Linked DNA regions of Mus musculus: region 2 is linked to region 1. The links are chromatin loops, found by intact Hi-C in ENCODE. Cell type or tissue: left cerebral cortex. All regions are shown on one strand.

Region 1 (8,000 bases):
ACTCCAATGAGTAGAGACCCATTAGAGGCTTAGCAGCACCTGTCCAGTTGCAATGAAGCCTGTCTAGGATCTCTACCAGTGCATCCTGGGTACCAGGGGCATAGCAGGAGAACTTGAAGACTGTGGTACTACACCTGTTCTTTGATTGTCCTGGTAATCCTTACAGCTGTAAAGATAATGAATGATACTGCCCCCAAATGGAAATTCATTTTCCATTAGGTAAAGGTCCACATGCTTCATGCAACTTGTTCTCCTCATCAGATGGAACAGCTTCCTGTCAATACTCAGTGTTGAAGATGCTCATTTTCCTATTTCACTGAAATTAGTCTTGTACCTAGATATTAATGATGAAATGGTACTTTCTAGGCCCATGCTTTTCTGTTAACGAAGTAAAAGCTGAGATTGAAAGAATCTAAATAGTGATCTACTGTGGCAAACTTCAGCCTTCTGTGCCAAAAATTTATGGCTGTAAGGTCAAGGGAATCCTGAATTCTAAAATAAAAATCTTGAGCCTAAGTTTTCTAATCTAAAGAGTATAACTAATTTTAACTAACCTATAAGGTTTCTGTGTTTAATGAAATACACCCATTAAACTGCCTTGTAATATCACTTTTCCTCTTCCTTAGAAGACCAAGAACAGGTTAATGTATACAAAAATGACCTAAAAGGCGTACAAATGCTCATGATAAACTATAGTATTGTTTTAATCATCTATGACAAGAGTTGACCTGCGTTCTCTTGGTGTAATCCAAAGAAATTTTGAAGAAATTCTTGAAAGAATGCTTTGAATTAGAAATAAAATCCTATGGAAGGCCCCTGACTGTTTACAACATCCTGACACAGAAGAGGTCTTCTGATGATCTATACTGCTTAGGAGGCAGTAACCTGAATGGTAAGCCAGCAGCCTGTTAGAACTAAGATATTATCCATGTCCACTTAAGGCTGTGGCACGAGTCCAGTTTGCTGTAACAGACCACTCTCTACTCTTTGTTAAAATCTCTGAAGTAATATTTAGTGCAGAACAAAGAACCATCCAGCCCCAATTTTATGAAATTGGAATTGTATTGCTCTATGCAAAACTAGGTAGATAGTAGAGGCCACTGGAACTGAGTATGTTGATGGCTATCATCATTACTTGCAAATAAACCAGCATTAAGGATTTGAAGACATTTCAAAAGAGTTATTTCTTTTGTCATATGCAATTATAATTAATTCTCCAAAAAACGTATGTGCTCAACACAAATCAGATGAAGCCCCACGCCAAGGGGAGAGATGGGCTCCCTCTGTACTGCACACTAAAATTCTTAATTAAACCCAGGCACTCATAAGTAGTCTCAGAAGAAAGGTTAATGAAATGGGGTAGGAAGGGAAGATGTCTCCAGAGAATCTTGCAGATTTCAGAGCTGTCTCTTTGTTGCTCTTGAGTGAAAGTTAAAAAAATAAAAGCCCTGCTAAATGCATCTCTTTTTCCCTATCAAAAAAAAAGCAAGAAAGCCACTCTCCAGTCCTCTGCAGAGGGCTGTAGCATAATGTATTTTCCAGCACTCTTAGCAGCACTGAAAAAGAGTAGAGAGTTCTGAACAACCAGTTCCTGCTCTCAGAGAGAACTCCTAGGATTGCATTTGGCATAATAATGTCCTGTTACCATCTGGTAGATGTTATACTTTGGACAGACTTTAAAGTAGGTAAGAAGATTTCTATAATCAAACATACACTAGTGTGACCCAAATAAAGTTATGTGAGGCTAACTCTTTTCTATGTTCCATGGGGAAAAAAACAGACTCCAACCGGTGGAGTTCATCTGAATCCCAGGCCAAAGGGCCAACTAAGAAACCCACCATATTCTCTCACTATAGCCATGGAACAAAGAATGGAAGACAATGGGTGGTGGAGTGAAGGACTAAGTGCAGAGGATTGCACTCCAAACACAGCCAGTGACAGAGTTCCTGAAGGTCTGTCCCTCACATTAACTGAGGTTCATGCTGTTGGATCATCTACACGGTGCCAGGTTGCTCCAGGCAGGTGGGGACTCTGTTCTTTCAGTAAGGGTCCATGTGCTTCCTACATTTCTTTCTCCTAATCTGGTGAAATAGCTTCCTGTTCCCCCTCAATCTCAAAGAAAAAGATGTGAATGTTCCTACTTCTCCGACATTAGTCTTTAGTGTAGAAGAGAGGGAGGCACAGAAAGGTTAATGCATTTATTTACTGTCCATTGTTAGGGAGTGGGAGAGTTGAGACCCAATACACATTTAGCAACTGAAAATAGAGTGTTTATTATTTCATAGTCCCTTTGGATCTGGAACCCAGGCATGGCTTAGTGTCTCACAAGAATGCAATCACAATGGCAGCCAGGCTATGTTCTCACCCAGAGAGTCAAGTAGATAAGAATCTGCTTCCAAGATTAACCAGAATGTTGTCAGAATTATTCTACTTGTGGTTGTGCAAATGACAGCCGCTGCTTTGAGCTGGTCATCATTGGAAGGCTGCTGTTGGTCCCTGGAGCCTGTCCATAGCCTTCTCATCATATAAACATGCTTGGCATGTTGCCTACATTTTCAAACCCACTAAGAGTCTAGAATGGAATTAAAACTTTTGCCTCACAAGCATAAGAACTGGAGCTTGACTCTCCAGAGTCCCATATAAAATCCAGGTAAGCAAGGTGGTCCACCCATAAAATCCCAGTGTCTGCGAGATGAAAACATGGAATCTCCTGGGTTAGTTGGTCAGCTAGAATAGCTGAATTGGTGGGTTCATTTCTGGATTTAATGAGAGAACATCACAACAGATAAAAAAAAAAAAAAAAAACCATGTATCAAGAAAGATCTCAGTATCCATCTCTAGCCTCTACATGGATACACATACACAACATGTGCAAGTGTATCCAAAAATATGTGAACACACATGTACACAACACACACACACACAACTTTAGAATTATATGCTCATAACAGTCTTAATCAATATTGTATTATAATCATTTTAATCATGAGAGTCACTTTTACAATATTCTAGGGGATACAAAACAATATCAACCACTTATACAAGAGAAGGGTATTTTACCAAGATATAAACACCAGAAGGCAGGGGTTTATGGTCACCAGATATCTTGCCAGATAGAACTAATAGTCTTCTTTGTATAACATGCCTTTTACTTGAGAATTTCTAGTTCAGTCCATGGCTTTGACAGGCATTTCCAAGGTAGAATCAGAAGGACTGGGAGATGTTAGCAAGTTCACACTAGTACTGGATTTAATACATGGACTTTAGAGACATAAAGATGTGGTTTGAGTCTCTGTCTTTTCCTGCATGACCTTGGTTAACTCACTTGCCCTCACTGAGCTCAAAGCCTTCATGTTAAAATGGCACTCATGTAGGTCTACTACTTTGGGCAAGGGCTTGAGTGAGAGACCATCAGGGTAACAACACCTGGATGTCTGACTTAAAAGATGCATTCAGTGGAGGTTTGTTGCTGCTGTTAACAACTATGGGTTTGGTTGCTTCTGTGTATGGCATAAGAATAGGAATTACATAGGACTCTTGACTGAAGAATTAACATGGTAAGAACTCCTTCAGAATGCAGTGCTTCCATTCTTTCACACAATGTTGCAGTTATAAGATTAAATCCCCTTAGCAGCAGGCAGCACCCTGTTGTTTTGGGAGGGAGAATTATTTTGGAAACATGATATAATTTAAGCTCTGCCCTTCTGTCTCTCCTGCTGTCAAGTGCCTACTTTCCTCCTCTCCAGTAAAGGTTGCACTCCCCAAAACCTGAGATGTTCACTTAAAAAAAATTAAAAGGAAAAGAAAAACCTGCTGCAAAGCTCTTCAGGGAGATTAGCACAGACACGATACTCAGAATATGATGAAATTAACTTTAGACTCTCTTGTGGTTTTTTCATGCCTATGACATAGGAATCAGAGTTCATCTTTTTTGTTTTTCAGGGGGGGGTGTTTTGTTTTGTTTGTTTTTCGAGACAGGTTTTCTCTGTGTAGCCTGGCTGTCCTGGAACTCAGTCTGTAGACCAGGCTGGCCTCGAACTCAGAAATCTGCCTGCCTCTGCCTCCCAAGTTCTGGGATTAAAGGCGTGTGCCACCACTGCCCGGCTCAGAGTTCATCTTTATGAAAAGAAAGTGGGGAAAAAGGAAGAAGGGGGAGGTATATCCATGCTTATGCACATATGCATTCATGTGGAGGTAGGTGCATGTGTACATGTGTATGTGTGTATATACAAGTGTGTGTGTCTGCATATAAATGCATATGTACATGTATATATGTTTATGAGTAATGCATGACTGTGTTTCTATGTGTACCTGTGAATGTATAAATTTACATGCAGTGCATGTACACGTGTATAGTTAGAATGCGCTCATATGTGTTAATATGTACCTGTGTCTGTGTGTTTCTACATACTCATGAGTATAAGAAACATTAGTATCTTCCTCAATCACTCCACCTTATTTCTAGAGAGAGTTTTACATTGACTAGCCAATTTTGGCCCCAGGGAACTTCCTGTTACCACCTTCTCAGTGCTAGGATTTCAGGTCTATGTCACCGTGACCAGCTGTAAATGAATGCTAGGGATCTGGACACAGGTGTTTTTGCTTGCATGGCAAGTGCTTTGTCTGCTGAGCCATATCTCTAGCCCCTGAAAGATCTAGGATTTTTAATGCAAGTTGATTACAGCATCTGTCACAAAGAGAGTGTCTACTAAATGCTTTTAGAACAAGCCAAGTCATGAATGGATAAATGGAATGAAATCCCACATGCTTTTTCCTGTACCCTCTATTTTGACCTCTTGTTGTTTAGTACTAAGATATGAGACAGACACGATACTAGCAAACATCAGACTTGTGAGAAGAAAAATCACAACAAAATGTTTGGCTAAAATAGACACTACCATCTGTCTGGGTTGCAAAGTATAATTTAGTAAAACAACAGGCAGAACACGTGGTTCAGAGACTGTTAATGCACAGTCAATAAAGTAACTAACCAATCCATAGAAACAGCCCCCAAAGGACAGTTCCGGAATGTTTTATTTGGAGAGCAAATTAAAGCAAAGCAAAGATGAGTCTAGCAAAAAACCAGCAGACTCTCGCCTGTTTCACATATGAGTCCTCAGAGACAGTTGTGAAATTGTCCACATCTTTCCTATGTCTCCTTTGTTCAGGTACAAATAGACCATGTGAAATCTCTGCTTGTGGCTTCACTTTCTTCAATTTTGTGGATGCAACATGGGCACAGAGGTACCTACCTGCTCACAACTAGTATTGATCTATAAGTAGCTACAAGAAGATTGACAAGGCTGCAATTAGCCAGCAAGCCACCTAGTTGTCCTGTTGTCAAATCATCATGAATTTAATTCAGTACAATTCTTAGGGTACCAAGAACCTGGTGTTTCATTCTCTACCGCTGAGAGCAGCCTTCAAATCCTCTGGTTGCTCTAGAACAGTGGTTCTTAGCCTTGCGATTGCTATGACCCCTTGATTAAGCTCCTTGTGTTGTGGTGACCCTAACCATCAAGTCATTTCATTGCTACATCATAACTGTAATTTTGCTCTTATTATGAACTGTAATATAAATATCTAATATGCAGGATATCTGATATGCAACCCACAGATGTGTCATGACAAATAGCTTGAAAACCACTGCTAATAGCTAATTGAGAATTCTCATGGGCACTTGGCACATATGAATTTGTAAATGTGATTGTGTGTTTGTGTATGAAATGAAGGGGGAGGAGGCAAATGTTTGCATTCAGATAATAGATATATGGCCAAAGAATGCATTGTTCATGAGTTGGTTTTTTTTTGAGCCCTCGTATTTTGCTGTTATCTATTCAACGTGGCATTATCATTATGGTGATTAAAATAAACAACATTGCCAATACACGTTGTACATTGATGTTGATAGTTCAGGCAGAGCTACAGTTAGGGCCTCTTCTGTTTTCATAAAAGAATGACTTTGGAGGTGGCCATGTCTGTTTCTTTGGGTCCACAGAGAAACTTCAGTCTATGCCATCTTCTACATAAAATGTGCCAATCAAGAAGCAGGACAGAAAAGACATGAACAAATTTTTCTATCTTCAGCATTTATTATTTTTATCAAATTTCTAAGTCAGCATACAAAGCAATATGTTTCATTACAACATTTTCATATACTTTTCCTTCCCTAACTGTCCGCTAATGACCCCTGTTCTGGTGCCTTTTCTCTCCTGAAGCAGCCTCAGCTGTTTTATATTATATGAACCTCATTATTCTCTCTTCCCTTAAGATATCATTCTCTCCTCTCATAGTCTCCTTTGTGTTTTCATGGCATGTGCATGCACGTGCATGCTCTCTCTCTCTCTCTCTCTCTCTCTCTCTCTCTCTCTCTCTCTCTCAGACATGTCTCAAAGATTACTTGTCCAATTAACTTCTTTATGAACAAATAAATTCAGCTCACCACACACTCAGTACAATTACAGTCTAGCAACCTGGGAGTCTGATTTCAGAATATTATTAACTGTATTTATTAGCGGAAGATGCAATGTAGAAGTGAACATATAGGGTGGAATTTACAGTTATTGCCCTACAGAGAAGGAGCAAGGGTGAGCCAGCCTTCTAATAAAACTTACATACAATAAGCTGGGGTTTGGATTGGGTGATCTGATTTTTCCCTGCAGCTCAGTGACTTACATAAGACAACATTGATGAAATCATATTATTTGTTTCCCTTCTCAGCAGAGGCCTGATGAAAGCTATATCCATTGTTCTAATGTAATTTTTATTTTTTCAGATTTATCTTTGTGAGCACCATGCAGTACCTGTCTCTCTCTACCCTAGCAGAGAAGATGGGTGTCCTTGACAGCATCTTACACTGTATCTCCCGGAGATTTTTCTTGTTCACTGGGCACACAAATTGCCCTTTCCTGTATGCTGCATTATATCAGTTCTAGGCCAATAGAATAAACAAACTGTAAAACAAAGAGCCAGGCATTGTGCCTCATACCTGTAATCTTAGTACTGAGCAGCTGAGACAAGAGGAATGCCAGGAGTCTGAGGCCTACTTGGGCTACATGGTAATTATGAGATCATCCTGATCTAGACAGTGAGATTTTGTCTCAGGAAATTAAAAACTTAAATAACAACAAAAGCAAAAGAAAACATAAATCAACTAAGAGGGGAACACTAGGTTTTATAACACAGAGCCAGAGACAATTTGAAAGTCCTTTGCCAGAAAGGCAGGACTTGGAGCAAAGGGTTATATTTATGAGAAAGGCCATTCAGATGTTCTTAAGGAAAAAGTGAAAAGAACTCACCCCCTGGTTACCTTTCGGTATCACATGCTAATGCTTTCATTAACAATGGAGGCATGCAACACAGACCTTTGTGAAAGTCAATAATAACTCCCCAAATCAGCCAAGCTCTTAGAATCTATGGCACTAGGTAGTAAAAACTTGAGGTCTGACTTTAGAGAAATGAGGGAAAAGATTTAGGAGGTTTCTGTCTCAGGTTGTAAGAACCAGAGCTGCAGGGGGATCAGGAACACACACTAAGAGTGTGTTCAAGTGTGTGTGAGTCCAGAGTGTGACTCAAGTGGCAAGAGACATGTAGTGAGGTGAGAAGATTCCCGTCCTGCTGTGAGTGCAAACAGGGGGACCAGGAACTTGGAAGTAGATACAGGGTCAGAAAGATCTGGACCTCAGTCTGGATTCTGGGGAGCCATTTAATGTCTTCAAAACTTACCTTTATTCATCTACAAAATAAAGAAACAAAGACCCCATGTAGTCAGGTTGATATAATGATTAAATATCATACATATCTAGCAGCAGATCAGACACATGATAAAGACTCATAATTTTGGTTTCTAGGGGATGTATCAATTCTTAACTCTAGATTAGTTATTATAAGAGTTTTTATTTATATAAATATTCTGAATATAAAATTAGAAATGATTAAAAAAAGAAAACATATTCATCAATATACCCTGGAGTGTGTGTGTGTGTTCCTCAACAATTTTT
Region 2 (8,000 bases), 160 kb before region 1:
ATGCATTGTAAGCAGCTGCCTTATGACTTCCTTTCTGTGTGAGCTTGTGTCCCTTTAAACTGTGAGCCAAAGCACCTGTAAGCTGCTTCACGTGGAGTAGTTGACCACAGCAACCAGCATCTCATAGTCTGTAACGGGTAGCCATTGATTTCTGTTGAGTCATGTTGATCGATTGAAAGAAATTCATCTAGCAACATCCTGTAAGGACTCTTTCACAATTTCTCATACCTTAGTGGTCTTGCTACTCAACCATGAAAACACCTTTGTTCCCAAAACAGAAGAGACTAAAAACACAACCTGAATTCCTCAGGCAAAGCAGACCTAGTGTTACCTTATCTGGTATTTCCTGAGGGGAAACTGGGGTCAGACTCCTGCTCTGTTACCCTTCCCTGAGACAGATCCACCTGTCATTATGCTGTGACTGAAAATGTTTCTGTGGCAAAAGTTGCCTGCAACCCACTTTTATATGAAAGTCTGACATTTTGCGTGGCAGAATTAAAAAAAAAAAAGCGAGAGAGAAATCACCTCAAGCCACTGACATTTCTCTGGGAAAGTTCCCAGCTCCAGAGAGGGCTGAGTGGAAGTGGCAGCTAGCCCCAGGTATTCTTCATTGTTCTTCATTCATTCCAGAACACTTGGACCTCCAGAAGGAGGGAATGGAGAGAAAGGGCTGCCATTTATTGCTTGGGATGACAGCATTGTCCCTGCCAGAACCAACATTCTTCAGGCCACTTGTGTATAAGTAGTTCATCAGCACTGGTTCCTCTTCATAGGCCATTCACCATCACCCCAAATGCCATCTCTTGCTCTTTAGCATCCCCCAGGCTCTAGGAGAATGCTTGGCCTCCATTCTGTAGCTGTTTGGCTCAGGTTCTGAATTATCTCAGAGGGGAGGGGCTGGTGGTGTAGTGTTCTTCTTTTGTTGTTTGGATTGTGCTGTTTTGTTTATGAGCTTGCTGGGGTTAAATGGGAAATAGGAAAGCAGACAGAGGAGAAAAAAAAAATAAAAAGGCAACCTTAGTGCATGAATGCCTATGGTGGGTTTCAGTACATGGGGAGGCCAAAGGACAGCATCTGGTATTATCCAGATTTGCCTAATTTTCTTTCTTAGTTTGATCTCTCACTGGTTTGGATTGGAAATTGTCATTGCCATTTAGTATAGGGTGGCTAGCTTTTTAACACAGTGCAAACTGGCATGAGATGACAAAACTCCAAATGAGAGTAACTTCTAAGTAAAAGAAAAAGATCAAATTAGAGGATCTGGGCAGGATCTCCACCTCTGTCATGCAATGGTCATCATTCTTATTACACATGAATGGAAACAGGCTCAAGGAAGCCTTATAGAGAGCCAAGAATGAGGGCCTCATCAAGTCAGACCAGAGGGCATGTGTGTAGAGACTGTTTCCCTCCTCGAATGTAGAGCTGACTATGAACCAAGGTCGAAGGAGTTGACATTTGAATGATCCCAGCAATGGCATTAATTCTTAGGAGTTTGGTGAGCAGGAAGGGAAGGAGCGTCTCGTTCTTGACAAGTGAATTTCAGGAAGTTTCAGAAAATCTGGAGGAATTCTTTGGAAGAAGAATACCAATTGAGAAAAGATTACCCATTTTCATCACTTGTCTTTCCTATTTGAGGATTTTGTCTTTGAATTTCTCCCTTTCCTTCTTATGAATTAGACAGAGAGTCGTTGCTATCAGAAGTAGATGAAATAGCCACAGTTGGTACCTGTTAAATGTTCGAAAATCTCTAGTTTTCCCTAGAACCATTATTTTGCGTTCAATAACATCTTATTGTGATAGGTATCTGGTTAACCTTTCTTCTCCTGCAAGTGAACCTTGGAGACAGTGTGAAGTTAGGTGATATTAGGCTCCTGAATCTAAAGAAATGCCATGTGTTCCTGTGGCAAGCAAAGTTCCCTCCAAGCTCTCCAACCTCTCAGTATTAAAATGGCTTTGGCTATACAATCTACTTGGATAAAAGCAACCTAAGAAGGCCTCATAGAAGCTGAGCATGAATCAGCATTGCATCTGACACAATGAGAAATGTGACCAGAATGAATTCTTGTTGAGAAATTGTAGAGTAAAAACTTCAGTCAAAAGATGGCCTAGTCAGCCATCACTGCAAAGAGAGGCCCATTGGCTTTGCAAACTTTATATGCCCCAGTACAGGGGAACGCCAGGGCCAAAAAGGGGGAGTGGGTGGGTAGGGGAGTGGGGGTGGGGTGGGTATGGGGGACTTTTGGTATAGCATTGGAAATGTAAATGAGCTAAATATCTAATAAAAAATGGGAAAAAAAACTTCAGGACAAATATATGGCCAAATGATTACTTCTGTATGAAATCCAATATTGCAAACAAAATGCAAAACCTGTCCTTGCTAGAGATAGATGATCAAGAGAGGGAAGGGGAAGAAAAACCTACTAGAAGGCATCCATGCAGAAAGCAATCAAATGAACAATCTCGAATTTGAATATATTCTATAGGGACCATGTTTCCCTAATGCATCATATATTGATGCAATGTTTGAAATTCTGGGATGAAAATTCTCAAATAATATAACAAATTCATTGCATAGCTCATGTTTATATTTCTAAGATATAATAGTAATCATTACTCTTTAAAGGGATGTAAGTGCTTATTTAAAATGTGATATGTGGGTGTAACCCCATATAGGTTCTGCATAGACATCACCATTGATGCTTTCTTTGTTAACTCATTTCCTAGAAGAATGCAAAATAAACTTAATGACAACCAGAGACCCTGGTAAAGAAACAACACACTGAGAGCTATTCTCACACCAAGGTTCCATTATCATTTATGTCCTTCCCTTGATCTACAGAACTTCAGCTGTGTCTTTATACATAGTGACAGAAGACCAAGATCAGTCAGATTGTCACTATCTTTAAGCAGATCACAGTCTGATATGAAAGGCCATTTGCTAACTTGTCTTGTTATAATCCAACAAATTAGACATACTTGATAGCTCTGTTTCCTGAGTTAAAGTATACAGTATAGAATATGAGATCATTGATGTCAAGATGCAAGAAAGGGAAGATTCATCTTGGGTCCTAGAGGATGGGTCTGAGCTAGCCAATCAGGAAAAGGACATACTATGTTCTCTATACATTTTTGTGGGAAAATGTGGTGGTGAGAAGAAGAATACATACTTGGAAAACAGAAGTCCAGACATGTCCATGAAGATGCTTTCATGACAGTCGAAGGGATACATTTCATCATTGGCAATGAGGGCTTATCTAAGCAGTTCCAACTTACATGGATTTAACATTATGGTCTTAGCATAACTAGCAGCTGCATGAAAGCTGTAATGGGAAGAAGAAATTTTAGCTGGATTTGTTGGCAAGGTCTTGCTTTAAGCCAGGGGAATGGCAATGAGTAAGAGGACCTGAGCAGACTCACAGGGTAGGAGGCAGGTTATTATTGGTTTGATGTGGGAAGTGGGAGACGGAGTACTTGAGGATGGGAAGATCTATTGCTTTCTATATTTGGTTCTTTAGTTGAACAACTGAGTAGGAGGATGAACCATTTCTCAAAAGGAAGAATAAGCTTAGACTGCAGCACTTTTAGAGTGTGGGCGTATGTTTTATATGAAAAATGTAAAATTCAGATGGAATATGATTAGTCTCAGGCACAGGAGAACAGGCAGATGGCAGAGAGGTGGGCTCATCTGGCAGACCAGCAGCAGAAGCTCCAATCTCCCACTTGTAGCTAACACTCCCACTTTCTGGTCTCTCCTCTGACTCTGACTATGTAATTTCCTGTTCTTACCGGTGACTCTATGTCACTTCTGGTCTCTACTAAGCTATTACTTTATTTCCTGTTCTCTCCCGTGATTCTGATTGTTACTTCCTATTATCTCTTGTGGTTCACTTCCTATTTTCTCTTAAACTGTGATCTTATGTCACATCCTGTCTACTATTCTGTGTCTCCATGTCACTTCCTGGTTACTAATCTGTAATATGAACTTCTCTCTCTGTAGAATCAGTATGAATTCTTGTCCTCATTCTTAAAGCATATTATGACCTATTCCTAAACTCCTTTGTCCTTATCTCCCTTACCCTGGATGTTCAAGAAAAACATTCACTCAGTGTATCCCAAATACTTCCCCGTGGAATTTGTACTAATTTCCTCAGCTTTAGAATTCCTCTTCCCACATTTACTTCAGAGCAAAATATGAATCATCTCAATATCTCCCCTAAATATCAGTATAGCATTAACATGCTCCCCAACTGGGTCAATGGCACACAATCTCCTGTCACTCTAGGCTTAGGTGGACTCATGGCTTTGGTGAGCAACCCTTCCTCCTCCAGCCTGCCCTTTCACAAGCTTAATGAACCAGTTTCCTGGTGTGGAGTAGGACTTTATTGGAAGCATGCCCATAGGACGTGCTAAATAAAGAAGTGCTGAGTGGAAATGGCTCTTTGGGCCTTGCACGTACAGAATAGTCTGCTCCACTCATGGGAGCGCAGGCTTCCTATCACATCAACAGCTAAAAGCTTCAGGGCTGATCAGCCAGGTCCCAGAGGGGATAGAAAGCTTGAGATGATGTGATGAAACATGACAAATGACTTAGGAGACTGACAAAATTGCAGAGATTAGACCTCCACGCTCCTCCCCTGCTCATCTGACTTGTCTTCTTGTCAGGACGCTTCCTGTTTAGCTCAGAGCATCAAGATTTCTGTGGCAGAGCAGGATGAGACGCGTGCATTACCATAACAGTTTCATTGTTGTGTTTCAAAGTTTATGAACTCATCAAAAATGAAACATCACATCTTACAGGAAAGCATGTGGCCTCAGCTGTCAACAGTTTAATGTTGTCCAAGGGAACAATATAATTCTAGCTATAGTCAAGAAGGACTTCAGAGTCCACAGCATTGTGCTTTGCAAACCTTTTACTCCCCAAAATTGGGATCATAGAAACAAGTGGGGCAGACACTCCCCACGTCCAAATGTGCCCCTAGTTTCTGCTGTACTTAAGAGAATGTCACCATGTTCATGACCATGACAATGTCTCTTGGTAAGATGCTCTCACCCTGTAAAACAATTCATTAGCAACTTGGAGGGGGGAAGCAGATTTAAGTGGTGATAATTTTGGTCATAAAATACAACTTCTTCTGTATGTGTCCTAGTCTGGCCTGTGAATATAATTTGAGTAATTTCAAATACAACAACAATGATATAAATAGAGAGGTAGGGAGAAAAACGCGAATCATGTGCTTGAGTTTCAAGAGAGTCACTTTTCTGTATAATAGTCATCCACACTGGCAGATGTATATGGCATGCATCTTACATCTGCTTTCAAAAACAAAGATTCTTTGTATCTCTCTAGCGTATAATTCCTTTCTCACAGTCTCCACCTGGATTATATAAATAGCTGCAGTTTATTTTAGGAAAAAGGTTATATGCTGATTTATTGATAATTTATAAAATGCCTTTCTTCTCCTGCCAGATCTTTCTGAATTAGTTGCTTTTTTTTAATTCTAAGGACAAATGTGTTCTGTCTCCCCTCCCCCCACACACATACAAATTCATTGCTACTTCTAAACAGATCAGTAGAGATGAGAAAGTGTATTTATTTAAGAGGACATGTGTCAGCATGTTTTAGCAGCAAACTCTAAGACATAAGAGAAAAATGTCGGTCACACATCCTCACAGCCATCCATTAATCCATGTGTGAGAACATGTTCACAGATCTGGTGTGTGTGTGTGTGTGTGTGTGTGTGAGAGAGAGAGAGAGAGAGAGAGAGAGAGAGAGAGAGAGAGAGAGAGAGAGAGAGAGAGGGAAAGAGAGAGAGAGAGGGGGAGAGGGAGAGAGAGAGAGAGAGAGAGAGAGAGAGAGAGAGAGAGAGAGAGAGAGAGAAGAGGCAGGGCATGGATCTTGGACTTGAGTTCTTTCAAGTATTTACTCTATCTGGAAAGAACATTTCCTCTCAGAACTGCAGCACATGTTCTATCCCCATGACTCAAGGGTCAGAGAACTGCATACCTTCCTATCCCTACCATGTAATCACATTTTACTAAATCTTTCTGTGAATATTTCTGAAATACTGTGCTAAGCTTGAAACAGACAACCCGTATCTGAACAGCTCACTGCAGAACCCTCCCTAGGCAGGTTTCTTCTTTCTTTTAATCCCTAATGTCCCAATTCTCAAATGCAGGCTTTATGGGATTCTAAGGTAATTCCAGCATCATCCAGTGGACTTTTGATGTTCAAATCTGTAATTATTTGTGCTTCATAATGAAGCATATAAATAATAAATTATTTTAGATTAAAATATGTATGCATTTATATACACATACACACACACACACACACACACACACACACACACACACACACCTTTCTGCACATATGGAAAGAGAGCAAGCAAGTGATGGGATTACAGATAAGCATCTGGAGATCACATCCAGGGTACACGCACCCTAGGTAAGGAGTCTACAAACTGAGCTACATCCTCAGTTCCCCTAGGATACTATTTTCTGAAGATTAGCTTTTACTAATTCCATTGACATAACTTTTACAGTCACGAGGGTCAGACTTTGAAATAGCCCCACTGTGAAAACAGCTGTTGCAGTTTAAAGCATGATCTATGATGAGAAAATATTTTATTTGCTTTCTTTCTAGGAGATTGTGATTGACAGATTGAAAGACTGAAAAAGTCTTTAGGTTCCTAGGGTTCAGAGAAGAGAAATGATTTTTTAATTTCTCTCCAAGTCCTGATTCTTACTGCAAGGAGTGGCTACATTCACAGTTTAAGAAACAATATCATAGACTTAGAGACCCAAAGTATTTCCCTCTTAGCATCTCAGTTCTTAAACTAGCTAGACTAAGAAAGTAAAGGTATCTCTCCATCATGTGAGATTTCGTTAGGGGAGAGCAGCCTAGGTTTTGGAGTGGTTCTGCACTGAAGGGCTCATTACTGCAATTGGACATTTTTACAGGCAGACCTTTGCTCTGAACCTGTTTATCTTCTCACTCGGTCAGGCTCTGGGGACCCCTGGATACCTATTCCAGGCTTGACATTTGTAGAATATTGTAAAAGAACCTGACATGCCCTGAGTGTCTTTATTCAAATTGAGAGTTCTAATGTCAAACTTGAAACACATCCTTCCTTGTCTTTACTATACCTTTACAAACTTCCTGACTTTCATTCCTATCCCCGACAAATGTGCCTGTGCTTTAAATCGGTAATATACACTTAATATACACTTAATATACACTTAAATCAGTAATATACACTTAAATCAGTAATATACACTTGAATCAGTAATATACACTTAAATCGGTAATATACACTTAGGGTAGTTGCTAAAATACTTCACCAAATGGGTTCCTATTGTGCTTCTTCTATGTAAAGTTCCTCCCAGATCATCAGATTAAGATGGAAACACGAGACTGTGAGTTTTGTTATCATGGAGACAGCAATTCTTCTTCACATTTGTTCTCAGCTTTTCCTGTGGGCCCTGAAAGGTACATTCATAGTCTGCACATGAGGCTAAGGGGAAAAAATCCCAAGAAGAAACCTTAACCCTCACCTGCTGTTTAATCGTGATTTCACCCGAGTACCTACCTCCATTCAAGAGTGGCTGCATATCTGCAGTGCACTCCCGACTTGCCTTGCACATGTACAGGGATCCAGGCTGTGTTTCCTGGGCTGCTCTCTGCAGCTACTCCTCATGTCTCCCTAATGGTGGATCCCTGCAATGCCTTTAAGTGCACTGACACGTAGCCCTCTTGACTCATATGGTAAAAATGAGACCATCCTCCACCATCAGCCTCACTTCCTTACTTCTAAAGGATTCATATCAGGGGTCTAAGTCTGGATAATGACCCTCTCCTAATATTGCTTCCCAAGAAAAAAATTCTTTACCACAGCGCCTGTTTTTCTTCTGAAACTTCCTGTTCTGTTATCAATAAGATGATAGCCACGAAGAGCAGAGAAAGTGCCCAATGTAAAATGCAGGAGCTTTCTCAAAGGAGA

What was found. Hi-C counts contacts between places; a loop is a spot of excess contacts. Peaks named below come from ENCODE experiments on the same cell type or tissue, not always from the same donor. Only the 100,000 strongest peaks of a DNase experiment are listed, where the experiment ranks them.
Region 2: a loop joins it to region 1, with 4 times the contacts of the local background. A loop is called at or near these places in 2 of 42 quality-filtered maps.

The regions. Positions count from the first base shown.
Region 1 is chr9:16,269,326-16,277,325 of GRCm38, forward strand. All of the region lies in intron 2 of Fat3 (FAT atypical cadherin 3), which reads right to left. Among named protein-coding and RNA genes, the nearest start is that of Fat3, 230 kb to the right of the region's middle. In left cerebral cortex, no CTCF peak of the experiment used is centred here; DNase peaks (open chromatin) are centred at 1,580, 3,659 and 4,810.
Region 2 is chr9:16,110,589-16,118,588 of GRCm38, forward strand. The region is part of intron 3 of Fat3 (FAT atypical cadherin 3); the gene reads right to left. Among named protein-coding and RNA genes, the nearest start is that of Mtnr1b, 240 kb to the left of the region's middle. In left cerebral cortex, no CTCF peak of the experiment used is centred here; DNase peaks (open chromatin) are centred at 1,953, 3,550 and 4,412; H3K27ac peaks cover 2,153 bases.